2 separate regions of the Mus musculus genome follow, and region 2 is linked to region 1. A link is a contact called in ENCODE Hi-C or POLR2A ChIA-PET data. All regions are on one chromosome and are shown on one strand. Each heading gives the region's core, a stretch centred on a gene start or an enhancer-like site at or near the end of the contact. The rest is flanking DNA. Distances are from core to core; before and after follow the strand shown.

Region 1 (7,046 bases), core at 910-3,409:
AGGCCTGGGGCCCTTTACAGCTGCCCCAGCACGGAGGCATCAGGGATCTAGGGGATTGGATTAGTCTCCCAAACCAGTCAGGCCAGAGCTGGGCGGGGTGCCCTGGATGGCCAAGGAGGGTGGGGAGCCCCATGAAGCTCAGCCTCTGGGATCCTGGCCAAGTGGGTGGGGGCAGGCCTCCATTCCTCAGTCCAGCCACAGACTGTGGGCCAACCATATCTCCTATAAGGGGCTTCTACTGTCTAATGCCCTCTGGTGGCCTCCAAGACAACGCCTCTGTGCTACCTGGGTGGGGCTTGCAAGTGTGGGACATCTAAGCCTTAGAGAGTTCTGGCTCTACCAGACCAGGACGCTCTCAGCTTCTGTGCTGGCCACGCAGAATCAACACAGTAGGTCTGAGAAAGCTCTGCTGCCTGCCTTAAGACCTAGGCGGGAGAGCCTCCTGGATGCCGAGAGCCTGATGCATCTGTTTGCCTCCCAGGGCTCCACAGTACACCAGAGGGGTCTTCTCGTGCCCCCTCCCCAAGGCCAATCTTCACAACTCAAGTCTGGCCTAGCATCTCTCCCCGAGGGAGCAGTTTATTTGACGGAGAAGGGATGAGAGGCACCTTTGCCCAACAGCAGGACCACAGGGGAAGTGAAGCAAGGGGTGTCTCTGATTAGGGGGTCCTAGATCTCCCCTTTCCTTGCAGGCAGGCTCCTGGCCAAGTAACAGGCTTTGCTGTCCTCAGGTCTCATCAAAGTCTACACCAGCAGCTGGTTTCTTACTAGAAGACAAGAGTATGTAAATACATAGAAGAAAAGGAAGGGACCAGGGCAGGGGAGACAGGTGGCAAGTACCTTTTGAAGCCAGGGTTAATGAGAGACTCCCCTGGACACCGTCTCCTGACCCCAGGCCCAGAGCTGCCTCTCTGGTGATCAAGTTCTGCCAGAAAATAGGATCAGGGAAATCTTGAACTCCAAAGAACCCTGGCCAGAACTCTGTCCACATGGAAAGATTCTCCCATGAGACATCTGGAGAGGCAGTTCCAGAGAAAGAGCAGCCCCAGCCCACATGCCAGGCCCACCCCTTACCTGGTAAGAACTGAGTGCCTGCTGGCTGGGTGTTCTTCTTGGGGCTAGTGATGGTCTCTTCTGCAGCTAAGAGAGAGTCGTGGCATCTCACTCAATGCCAGGAGGGTCTGCAAAAGCATGCCCCTGAGGGAAGGTACAGGTGCCCACACATACAGTACCTGCCAGCCGCCTCTCTAGGTTGCATACATGCTCTGCCAGGCTGAGAGTCAAAGCCTGCAGCCTGGGGGCTGCCTCCGGGCTGGGCACCTTGGAGAGGTCAAAGGCCAGGGCAGGGGTATCCCCTGAAAGGGTTATCAATGCTCTGTCTTCTTGCAGGCTTACAGTTACTGCCTGCTGTTGGCAGGCTGCCCTAAGGAGGGAGATGTGTGTTATGGCCAGGATGTGTTAGCACTACCCCAAGCTTCTCATTCACATGGCCTCCCTAACTGGAACTCACCTGAACCGGGAATGGATATCTTCAGCCCCACTTAGGCCAAATCGGGCTTTCTGCTGGGAACAAGGAATTGTCACTAACCCCGCCCAGGACCCTGGACCCACTGGACATTCCAAACTGCCCTACCCTGGAAATGCTATTAGAACCACTGCCACGGGGAGGGGGAGGGTGGCAAGCTACCAGCTGTCTCCTATCCCCAGCACTGTTACTCACGAGCCTCGCCAGGCTGTCAGGCGAGAAGCAGGTGCTCCAGAGCTCGGCGGCGTCCGTCACACTGGGTGGGAGGGGCTGTCAGGCACCGTGCCCGCTATGCTCCCGCACCCCACATCCCTAGACTCCACTCACTAGAGGTTGAAGTCGTCGCGGTCCCCGTCTCCACCACTATCCCGCTCGCAGTAGCACACCAGGCGGGGGGAGCCCGAACCCGGCGGCAGAATACAAAGCGGCAGCGACAACAACGGAGGAGCCATGACAGCAGGGCGGTCTCGCCGCAGGAGCCAAGTTAGATGTGGGCTGAGGGCGCCTGCGCAGAAGTACAAACTCGGTGACTCACAATCTAAGGTGTTCGCTCGGCGGCGGAACTTCTGGTTTCTGGAGGGACGGAAGGACGAGGCGATGGGCGGTACTCAAGGTTGACATTGTTTCCGGGTACCAGGCATTAAGTAAGAGGCTGACTAAAGGGCGGGGTTTAGCACGTGGGGCGGGGCGGGAAGCACTCGGAGGGCGGGGCTTAGCGCATTAGCTACTCAGTGCTATTCTGGGCTCTGTTCTTTGGCCCTTGCATCCAAACAGAGATCTACTATGGTCTCACTCCTTGTGCTCTTCCGCTTTTCTGGGTCCTTCTTAGCAACATATCTGCCGCTCTTCAATGCCGGTCTTCTTTCCTATCTATCCCCCAAGGGCTTGTACTGCAGGGCCTCCAAACTGTTGGTCACTTGTCCCTTCCTGTCACTTTAGATATAAACACATCTCTTTCTAAAGCTGAGTTGTAACAAACCAAAATACAAGAGTAAGTACAGTACATGTGGAAACGTTTGGAGATGCAGTTTTCTCCCGGGCAATACCCTCCCATTGTCTGAGTCACCACCCTCTGTGTGATACCTGTCAGCCCTGAGGACACCTTCACCAACAGGAGGTCTCTGGAACCTGAGATCTAATGGGAGAGATGACTAGTCCGACAGGACAGCACTCACACTGCAGCAAATGCTCATGAGAATCCACACAGGGCCTGCATAGTAGGGGCTGATGCCACCTGCAGAGAATGGAGCCCAGCAAAGGGTGTGCTCAGGAGGAGGCCTGATGGGAACAGAAGTCTTCCCAAGGCTGTGGAAGAGGGCTAGCATGAACCTATGAGAACCATGGTGAGAGTGGTTAGTAACTTGGTGAACTGTGCTAACATTTGAAAAGTGCCATCAGCCAAACATACTCAATTCCCACTTTCCTCTAGTTTTGCTCAACCCTGCTGAGGCTCCGGACTAGAGCCTTTGCGTGCATGGGTTTTTGCCTGTCTCCAGCCGGGTGTACTTACCTGTAGTTCTTTTGAAAGTGTCCTCTTGAGGATCCATGTAGAACATTTCACCTCTGCTCAAGTCTCCATCCCTCTCTCCCATGTCTTACTTTCCCTGCTTTTCACTGTGTACCGTACATCCTGGTTTTAGGAGTTTCTGGCTCAGCCTTGATGTCTGCCTGCATCTCCACCATTGTCTGACCCCCTCCTAGAAGCTGCATCTAAGGTCTTGCTTCTATTCTAGCCACTGGAATATGGCAGAAATGATGTCTGTCATTTCTCCCATCCCTACTGCATTGCTCACCACAGCACAAGGCAACCCAGGAAAACCTTTGATATTAAAGTATGGAGGCCTGCCTGTGCCAGAGCCAGAGCCAGAGCCAGAGCCAGAGCCAGAGCCAGAGCCAGAGCCAGAGCCAGAGCCAGAGCCAGAGCCAGAGTCAGAGCCAGAGCCCCAGAGCCAGAGCCAGAGGCAGAGGCAGAGCCAGAGGCAGAGCCAGAGGCAGAGCCAGAGCCAGAGCCAGAGCCAGAGCCAGAGCCAGAGCCAGAGCCAGGAAGCAGAGTCCTGTCCAGGCCTCAGGTCTGGGAGATGGTGAACGGCATCCTCTTCCACTCGAGGGGCCTGTCCCAGACCTTAAGGACCTGGAGATATCGCTGCTTCTTGTTCTAGGCTGCTAAAGTCTGCAAGGATTTGTTTCTCAGCCTCCCATGGAGCTGCTGGTTTTGTTTGTTTGCTTTGTTTTGTTTGTTTTACCAATTTGAGTGAAAAACTTTAAACCGACTACAAAGCAGAAATAACAGCATAATGAGCCCCAGATGGACGAATTATCAACATTTTGACAAATTTACAATCAATATTTTTATTAAATTCTATTTTATTTTATTAATTTTTGCATAATATTCACATTACAGGTGTCACTGAACTATACCCTCAAACATTTCGGGACAATTTTGTCTCTTCAAACATTGGTACTTCAGGGCGTGGTGGAACACACTTGTAAATCCAGATGGAAAGGCTGAAGCCCAAGGATCCCAGGTACCTGCTCAGCAGGAGTACACAACAGGGTCCTAGCACACACACAAAAGCCAAACAAGTTATACTGTGTCCAGTATAAACACAGAAATAATACACTTACCTTCCTGTGTGTGTGTTCTACATATTCACATGTACACACATATGTGCAAGTAGAGACCAGAGCCAATGTGAGCACCTCCCTCAGTTTATTATTATTATTATTATTATTATTATTATTAAGCATTTCTATTCATTTTATTGTGAGTGGGTGTATGTGTGTCATGGTACAGAGGTCAGAAGTCAAAGGGCAGTTAGTTTTCTTCTTCCATCCTTAGGTCCCAGGGATCAAACTCAGGTCATAAGCCTTAGTAGCAAGTACCTTTACCTTTAGAGGCATCTCAGTGACCTTCTATTTGATGTACTTGAAAGCTGAATCTGTCTACAGTGGCTCCCGGGACCCAGGGCACACATGGAACAGGGTGGAATGTGGCTTGCCTCATGTAATTGCTGTTCCAAAGCGGGAGCTTCTGGGCAGCTAAACCAGCCGTATCATACTCTTAGGCTAGATGCTGGGGACTACAGGGTCCAAGAAGGGCCTTTAGGCACCTTGGGTCTTCCCACGAAGAACTAAGGTATAGTCCTTTCCCTGAAGGTACTGCCCTAAAGGACCCAGCCTATGTGGTTTCCAGACTTAGACAGGCCTTGCCACCCACCACCCACTCTCTGACTCCCCTATGAAACACTGCTTCTGTCAGCCTCACCAAAGTGTTTATTGTGCCTGGGGAGCTGTAGAGAAAAACAGGGAGCTCTTTGGGTGAAGACTCAGCATAGAGGCATCATGAGCCAACTGACCCCGCAGGTGGCTGGACCCAATACAAGGAGCAGGTGGAGCATTACTGAAAACTCCCCAAACATTACTGAAAGTGGGCAGTAAGGATCTGGAGGAACACGGTAGCTGTTTGAAGCTATGGTGGCCAGGCCTCCCTGCCTTCTCCATGCTGGAAACCACGCCCAATGTAGTTCTATGTTGGTGTTAGAGTGGGGCATTGGGAGGGACCTCTGAGGACACTCATCTGTGCCCAACACACTGATTTGTTGAGAAAGCAGATCTCATGAATGCCTTTGTCCCTTCCCTAAGTCCTCCACCCTCAGCCAGTGATAGTCTCTTGTGTGTACTGACTTGGGCATTCTGGCCCCTCACTTGGCCTAGACACCTGGCCAGCCTGCTACAGACTCATAAGCATGGAAGTCTCAAGAAGACACTCTGAGAAACAAAGTTTCTTTCTCCATGAGTGAGCAGGTGATGAGATGTGTCCTGGGCAGTACTCCCACCCAGGCTGGGGACACTGCTCCAGGAGAAGGAGCCTGTGTCTGGTACTGGGGGTTATCAGGACCAGCTCCTCTGCCAACGACTGGAGAGTGTTGCTTCTCTGTCTTGAAGTACATCACAGCAGAAGCTCTGGTTTGTCCATGAAGGGCACAGGGATGCTACTCTAGGTCATGACTAATAGTGAAAGGTGGGTGCTGGTCAGGACTCAAAGATGCCTGCCTACTTAGGAAGCTCCCCAACATAGAAGCCACCCCTGGGACACTTCCCAAGATGGCCACCCCAGTCCCGCAGCCTACACAATGAGCTTCCCCACCCCACTTCTTTCCCTGCTGCCAAATGACAATCTTTTGGCCATCCAAACTCCTTACCTGGGTTGCTGAACTGCCTGGCTAGGGCACTCTTGGTGAAGGTTGCTTCTCTCTCCTGTCATCTGCCACCTGGCCTGGGGAGAAAGATCTCCACACCCGAGCCACCAGTGACCCTTGAAGGTGCTCAACCCCAAGATCTGCCTTGCTTTTTCAGGCAGCCCCGGTGAGCTGAGGACATTGCCCATGCACAGCTGTCATGGGGTCTCCTGTTGGCCTTCACAAGGGGACTGAGTGCTTTAGTTTACAGGGCGTCGGTGATGGGAGCGGGAAAGGAGGGTGTGTAGAATCTCCAGCCTCCTCCGTAGATGCACACAGACATACAGACCTTGTTTCCTCACACAGGCCATAGGCAGACTTCAGTGTAGGCCAAGGTCCTTCGGAGAGCGGGCTTCTGTGGCTCTTATTTGGGTCTCCACGGCCCAGGCTGTCTGGAGTCTCTGGGTTGTACTTTTGGTATGCCAGAGACAGATCTGATCCCTGCCCCCTGACCTTCACGGAGTTACACACTTCCTCGTCTGAGGATACATTGAAGGTGGGTTTCATAGGATCACTCATGTGAGATACCACACGACAGCCAGGCCACCATTGGGCATGGCGTTCACTAGGACCATGTGTATCTTTCATAGTCCTGGAACCCCTGGTTATCTGATGTAGCCCCAAGTGTGTGCTGGGTCCTCTGAATGGCAGGGTAGGGCAGGGAAGCTGGGTAGAATCCTCTGCATGCTGTAAGAGCCCACTTCATCTTGTCATGATCTCTTGCTTTCCTGCCAAGGCTCAGTGTCCAGTGCCCATAACCTCTGTACCTAGAACAACTGTAAGCCAGTGTTGGGAGACTGAGACAACTTATTCCAACTTCTAGTCCAGGATACTGTGTACACAAGACCATTTATAGTCCATTGTAGCAAATGGATGGAGGCCTTTAAGTCCAAGACCCTGGCAGGCTGGAACCAAAGAAAGTATGCACAAAAGCTTGGGGTGAAGAAGGTGAGACGAGAGGGTGTGGGGAGGGTGTGGACTTCCCTGGCTGACATCAGGCTGTCCTGCCTGGGGACCTGAGCCGGGGACACTCCAAGCAGGGCAAAGAACAAATCAGCAGAGCCACGGCATTCCTAGGATCCTCCAGGCCAAGGGACTGTCATGGCTTCTTCTCAGTGGCCTTCATATCCCCAAGATGCCCTGAGACAGCCGGCCTGTCCTGGAACACAGTGACTGTGCCAGACCGTTGACTGAATTGTACCTGGCTCGGCTCTTTCTACACTCACCACACCACATCCTGTCAGCCCATGTTTCCTGTGGGAGGGGTAAGGAGCTCAGCAGAC
Region 2 (6,825 bases), core at 1,528-4,027, 86 kb after region 1:
GGAATCTCTCCCTCTCCCTCTGTGTGTGTGTGTGTGTGTGTGTGTGTTTGTGTGTAGCACCAGGGCTCTGTTAGAACCTCAACACTCAAACATAATGAACGGACAGCTCCAGCTCTGACTGCATAGCTTCTTTGCTGCTACTGTGGTCTCCTGAGTCAGAGGGACCTTTATCACAGCATGAAGTCTGGGCCTACTCAGCTCAGAACCTCAATGGCTTCCCAGCTCTGGTCATTAAAGCTACAGCTGCCCAACTCCACCTGTCTTCCCTATCCCTGGTTCCCATCAGTTCTTACAGGTTTGTACCATGCCCAACATAAGCCCAGGTACTGGCCGTCAGAAGACAAGGAGTGCAGAGCTAGAGAGAGGAAGGAGGAATGCCAGCTTCTATAGCTCTCCCCTCCTGGATCCTTTACTGACGGCTGCAGCCACATCAATAACTAGATGGCCCAGCTGGTAATGCCATAAAGTGATAGTAGGTACACAGCACAGAATCTGTTTGTGCAACACAACTGTCCAGCCTGTCACAAACTCACCTCCTCTCACAACCCATGCCCTGTGCTCTAATTGAGCACGGCAACCCTAAGACTATGTCCAGGTTCCAAATCCTTGACTTTCTTTAGCTGAACCATCCACCAAAATTACAACCTGCCCCAAATACTAACTCCACTGCCCACCTGGGTCCCAGATCCTAGATGCAGCAGCCACCGTGTCTCCTCCTCTATGGACATGAACAGGGCGAGCACACTACAATTATGAGATGGATGTCCAGTGTGGCATCCAAGCTGTCTCCAACCCTCTATGTAAAGGGGGCAAGGCCAGTACACAGGGACAGATGTTCAGCATAAGCCTGGAAGCCGCACAGCCCATCCTTGGCATAATCTGGAGGATCTATGGACAACTCTTTCTAGATTTTTCTTTCTTCTCCAGGTCATCCTGTCCATGCCTGTAAAAGCTCCCACCCCATGAAACCCACCTGCCAAGCTACACTGACAATCCATGTAGCAACCACATGGGAAGTGGAGGCCTGACACCCCACTGTCAAGAAGGAAACCCCAAACCAACTCTCAGAAAACAGTAGTGAGAGGAGAGGCAGGAAGCATCTCCTTCTTGGAAGAAGGTTTTCTCCAAGTTGGCTGCTGCCATGTCCTCTGTGCTGTCCAGCCTGCTGCTACTTCATGGGTGCAGGAGGAACCACAGCAGGGATTCCCAGAGAGCTCTGACTGGAAGTGCTCAGTGTGCTGCAGCCCAGGAGCCAGTGAGACTAGGTTATGAATGCACATGGCCCTTGCTCAGGTGTGTGGACATAGTGGAGAATCTCCTGAGGAGCCCATGGTGACTGGCAAACAGGAGAAGAGTAACAGGGTTCCAGGCAGCCTGTATTGTCAGAGAATAGTCAGTTTAGGTACGGACTAGAGGGTCCCAGGGAAAAAAACAGCCAACAGGTAAACACCTCACAGACCTGCTAGGCAGGCAAGGAGCCACCAGTTCAGACCAGAGACACAACTGCTGACAGCACTCAGCCTTCCAGATGTACACACAAGGCTTGATAAAAAACAACCCTTCCTTCAGCTTTTAAAACTCAAGTATTTATAAATCCATCATTAAGTATTCAGCAATAAAGTTAATTTTTAAGACTTAAACATCAATTTGAGATTGCTTGGGGTCTCCACCTGATAACAGTTAACTTTGGGTCACTAAATACCACCTTTCTCAGTCAGTTACGCAGGCAGGAAGGGGCCGTGGTGGCAAGGTCAACTGTGACTTCTCTGGGGGACTGGTAGCCAAGCTAGTGAGTTGCACACAAGACAATGATGACATTGCATTGTGTCCACGGAGCTGAAAGTTTGTTTCTCCGATTTTGGGGCCCGCTGGGAGTACGTCTGTGAGTTCTAATCAATCTCATGTCCTTTCCACCTACTCAGGGCTTCAAGTCCATCATGTGGAATATACACTAGGTCCAACCTCCATTAGGCAGGCGTCAGGAGGTTAAGGGCCCTGGGATCAGTCTCCACACCCTGACACATATGCATCTATCCCATCAACATAGTTTCCAGGGCGGTGGTGGCGCAGGCCCTTTAATCCCAGCACTCAGTAGTTCGAGGCCAGACTACTTTACAAAAAGCAAGATAGTTTCCAGAGAAACAGAGGTTCTGAGGGGCAGAAAGGTGAGATCTGAAAAAATAAAGGAGGACAGGGAAGGTAAACCACCAACAGGGAAGAGGCCTTATGGGGGAGGTGGTGTCCGTGATTTGTGTAGCCGGGTGTCAGAAAAGGCGACGTAAATTTGGCAGACCAAATTTGACTGCCCCATCCAAAAAGCATAAGTGGGTGGGAGGTGAGCGGTAAAAGTGGCCTGGGAGACCAGGTATTCGCTCAAGGCCAGTAAGGGCAAGTGGGGCTCGTGGGTCCCTCGGGCGCGATGCCGGACCGAGATCTGGGGCAGGGACCGTACTGCTGTAACCCCGAGCCACCGCGGTAGGCGCGCAGCCAAGCACCGCTGCGGACGTCGCGAACTTTTCCGGCCCCCCTCCCGCGACTTTCAGTTTCCGGCTCCGCGGCTCCGAAAAGTCTACCCACCCACCTCACCCAGACAGCGGCGGCCCCGCATCTGACCCCCAACCGCCACTCCCACCCCGCGCCTGACCCCAGCCCGGCCGCCGCTGAGAGTAGACCCCCCGCTTAGATCCGCGCCGCCTCACCCAACGGTCTTCGCGCGCCCGGAACTCAGCGCTCGCCGGGAAACACCCCCGCTGCCGCGGCCCGCCCCGTCTGACGGACAGACGCACGCGCCTACCAGGAGCTCACAGGGAGCAGCAGCGGCCGTCGATTTGTCAAATAGGCCGCCTTGACTCTGCCCGCTGACAGACGGAAGCAGGAACCTACCAGGAACGAGCACGGAACCGCAGAGAGCGGTGATTAGTCAGAGCGGCGCAGGGGGTGGGGGCTAAGCCGGTTTCTCCGGTTCCTAGCAAGGTTGTTGAGGAAGCTGCCTTGAGCCTCTCTTCGTGGACGTCAGTCACTTGCAGTCACTTGCCACCAAATGTAACTCGAGTTCGAGCCCTGGGTCCACATCGTGGAAAGAGAGCAGGGGTTTATGCATTATTTAGTCATACACACAAATAGACGAATAAGTGTAATTTAAAAGTTTAAAGAGTTAACATTTCAATGAATATTTGCGAACAAAGAAGTGTAGACAAAAGGGTATACTGTGGAACAAACTGACATACTACAGCTTCCGCGACGAGATTTTTTTCCATCTGTTGTGGGAGAGGTTGCAAGGATGAAAGGCAGGTACAAGGGGAGGGGGAGATGGGTGGGATGGGGTGCATGATGTGAAATGCACAATGAACCAATAAAAAGGTTTTTAAAAAAGTTTGAAGGATTCATCAAGAGCACCTTCAACCACATGAACAGGGAAATGTCCCCCAAGAAAGCTTATGTTTGGAGACTTGAGTCTACGTCAACATGTAGATTTGTACACCTCTGACAATTGTCTATTCTCATCTCTGCAGTCCTGTTAAAAAGGTATTTTAAAAAAATTATAAGTATGTATGTCTGTGCACATGAGTGAAGTATCCAGGGATTCCATACAAAGAGGCCATTGTATCCCTTAGAGCAAAAGTTATAGGCTCAGGGCTGAAGAGATGGTTTAGTGGCTAAGAGTACCGACAGCTCTTCCAGAGGTCCTGAGTTCAATTCCCAGTAACTACATGATGGCTCACAACCATCTGTAATGGGATCGGATGCCCTCTTCTGATGTGTGTCTGAAGACAGCTACAGTGTACTCATAAAATAAATAAATAAATCTTAAAAAAAAAAAAAAAGTTACAGGCTCTTGTGAGCTGGGACCCAAACCAAACTTCAGAACTCTGAGAGAGCTCTTAACTCCTGAGTCATCTCTTCCTGCAAAAAAGAAAAAAAATATATATATATGCTGACACATATCTCTATATATCTCTAGACATCACACACACACACACACACACACACACACACACACACACACGCTACACACATAACCACATATAAACAACACCATACACATATATGTATATACACACAAAGTATTTAGAGCTCACCATCAGGGGTGTCCAACCCACAGCATGTATCCCAGGATAGCATCCCAACATTTGTAGCTGTTATATCACAGTGTGGAAGGATGGACACCTCTGCACTCTACCCTCTGTGTCTTGCCTGCATTCATTCTGTAACTGACTTTAAGAGATACTTATGCTCTTCTCTTTGGCAACCAGTCTCTTGAAACAATGTACCCCAGGAAATTTAATTATTCTCCAGGAGTCTCAGAAGGAGAAAGAAGGCTGAAGCCTGGGGCCAACCGAGGAAGAAACTTGTCTCCTGGGAAGAGATGTGCAGCTTCAGGCCATCTTGCAGGCTAGCCGAGCTCAGACAATGATGGGTCAGTGATGGACAGGACCACACCTTGACCCAGCCTACTTAGTGATGCATACCTCCAGCCTCTACTTGAAGTTAATTACTTCATCCAGGAGCTGGAAGGTAGATATGGTGAAGGCTGTGTCATTGAATCTCTTTGTTTTTCTTTCTAGTATGGATACATTGAATAGATCTTTTCTGCTTTTCACTGGTAAAGTTCACCTCTGATTAGCTTATTGAGGACAAATGATTGAGCAGGGCTTGTTCGGGATGCCAAAACAGGCTCTGACCCTAATAACTCTGGTAGCAGTTTAATGAAGATTGCAAGGATTCTGGGAGCCGAGGGAGTCCAAGTGAGATCCTGCAGCTATGAAAACTGTTCTGGGACAAGAGCTGCTTGCAGCAGGCACTGCTGATCCAACCACATTGACTGCACACCCTTGCTCCTGTGGAAGTTGGAATTCCCCTAACTGAATCAGGAATCCCACCCATAGGACAGCAAAGTTGTCCTCTTCTGCTGAAGTTCAGGCAACTGCTGGGTCACGTAGCTTCCTGGAGCCTTTGGGGCTTATTCACGGTAGTGAGTCCACACCTGTGGAGCCTTCTTTACCAGTGGGAGGAGGTGTTTCCTGAGAGCCCCGAGGAGCCTGAGAAGCTAGCCTGAACGTAAGCTCATTCGCTGAGAGCATCTGCTCCCTCAGGGCAAAATGCAGGTGTGCTCCATGCTCCAGACCTTCCCTCACCCACATCCACCAAAGATCTCATTGGCAACTGTGCCCACAGACCTTAAAGGCAACAGAGCCAGAGACCATCGTTGCCATAACAACCTTAACCATAGCCTACCAGTACAACACCTGCTGCCACAAAAATGTCACTTTAGACTTTTCTACTTGGAGATTTTATGTGCACTCTTTGGGGGAGGGGATGAGAGGGGCTGGTCTGTAGAGTGTGTACCAGAATTAGACCAGATCAAGAGAATGGGAGGTGCTCTCACTGCCCCACCCACCAGTACAGAATTGGGTGACATCCTGGGGACTCATTTCACTCACTGGCTGGGAAATGGGTGAGTCACTGTGATTGTTGGGGATTCCCATGTGGGTTTCTTCCTGCTAAAAAGAAAGCAAAAGTTACTCAGCAAGACAGCCACTGAGGGCGAGGCAGAGGTTGGGGTGTCCCTTGGGCAGACTCAGGAGGACCCACACAGCACCTGCTCACTCCCTGAGAACTAGCGTCAGCCAAGAACCACTGACAGCAGGACCTGGAGGCATGTGACTGTACCCAGGTGCCAGGGTACTAAAGAGAAAGCTGCTGTCTTAGGTCACAATGTTGTGAGCTGAGGGCCTGTGGGCTTGACTATAAATCAAAGCCGATGTAATGGACACCAGCTGCCTTGACTTGGCCAAGACCAGGACACTAGGCAGCTTCCCACTGGTTCTGAGGAGTCAGCTTCCAGTGTGACCCTCCTCCCACCCCTGTCCGAAGGCTTCTCGAAGCAAACTGTGGCCCTTTGGGCAACGTGGTTCCCTGCTGTCTTTCTCTTTGCTGTTCTTGCCTCTTTGGTGTGGCTTGTGCACTGGGGTGCCTGGTTCTGATTGCTCACTCGGACCTCCAGGCTGAGCTGTCCCTTTAGGACCCCTCACCTCACTTCAGATAGTCTGCCTTTTGGGACAGAGCCCAGTTTGTGCCAGGGACAGGAGGCGGAAAGGCTGACATGGTCCCTCACAGTATCCTGCACAGGGGATGCTCCTCTGGTGTTGACAGTGGTCCCAGAGGTGCCGTGTCCACTCACCTCAAGAGTTTACTCTTGTGTTCCCTTTCCTCGGGCATCTAAAGTCCAGCCCCATGCTTGCTTCCGAGAGAAGACAGTTTCCACACTTACTCTGCAGTCAGCTGGCTAGAGCTTTCCAGAAAGGCCCATGCCAGTATTAATTCGCAAATCGCCTGCACTCATGCAACTGCCTGGGGAATACAGGAGACTTGAGGGCCTTTCTGGATGGCTCCTTGGGGGCCATTCTAGGGGTTCATCAGGCAGTGATGTTCACTTCATAGTGAGTACTTTTAGACCAGTGTCCTCCTGGCAGCAGGAATGAGGGAGTCTCTGGAGGCACAGGAATGCAGGGTAAGTGATGAGCTCTGTATGGCTTAGTAGGTAAGATGCTTGCCGTGCAAGTGGTAGGACCTGAGTTCAGACCCCCAGGACCCGTGTAATGCCAGATGCAGTAGTTTACCGCTGTAGTCCTGTGTGCCTTATGCAAGACAGGAAGCAGAGATGAGAATTACTGGACGCTTACAAACCAGCTAGCCCAGCCTAAGTTAGCAGTGTCAAACAAGAGACCCTGTCTCCAGGTGTAAGGTGAGGAACGACACCCAAAGTTGTACTCTGACCTCCACATACATGTTACTGTACACACTTGTCCTGTCCAGTCATCATAG

What was found. A loop is a pair of places that touch in the nucleus more often than their neighbours do. ChIA-PET counts read pairs that join two places held with the same protein, here RNA polymerase II (POLR2A).
Region 2: a loop to region 1 is called in a map of T-helper 17 cell, with 1.8 times the contacts of the local background. The contact joins the promoter of Traf2 here to the promoter of Paxx in region 1. A Hi-C loop is called at or near these places in 1 of 37 maps with a recorded cell type or tissue (T-helper 17 cell). POLR2A ChIA-PET finds 5 or more read pairs at or near these places in 3 of 5 experiments (Patski and embryonic stem cell).

What each region holds. Positions count from the first base shown.
Region 1 is chr2:25,458,935-25,465,980 of GRCm38, forward strand. It overlaps Paxx (non-homologous end joining factor), which reads right to left and starts at 2,160. Exons shown (of 7, transcript NM_153557.1): 1 at 1,853-2,160; 2 at 1,721-1,781; 3 at 1,511-1,560; 4 at 1,233-1,423; 5 at 1,075-1,140; 6 at 841-925; 7 at 554-767. The coding sequence starts at 1,977. The coding sequence ends at 728.
Region 2 is chr2:25,544,163-25,550,987 of GRCm38, forward strand. It overlaps Traf2 (TNF receptor-associated factor 2), which reads right to left and starts at 2,778. Exons shown (of 11, transcript NM_009422.3): 1 at 2,700-2,778. It overlaps Gm35476 (a long non-coding RNA gene), which reads right to left. Exons shown (of 4, transcript XR_866044.3): 3 at 5,442-6,825; 4 at 3,763-3,903.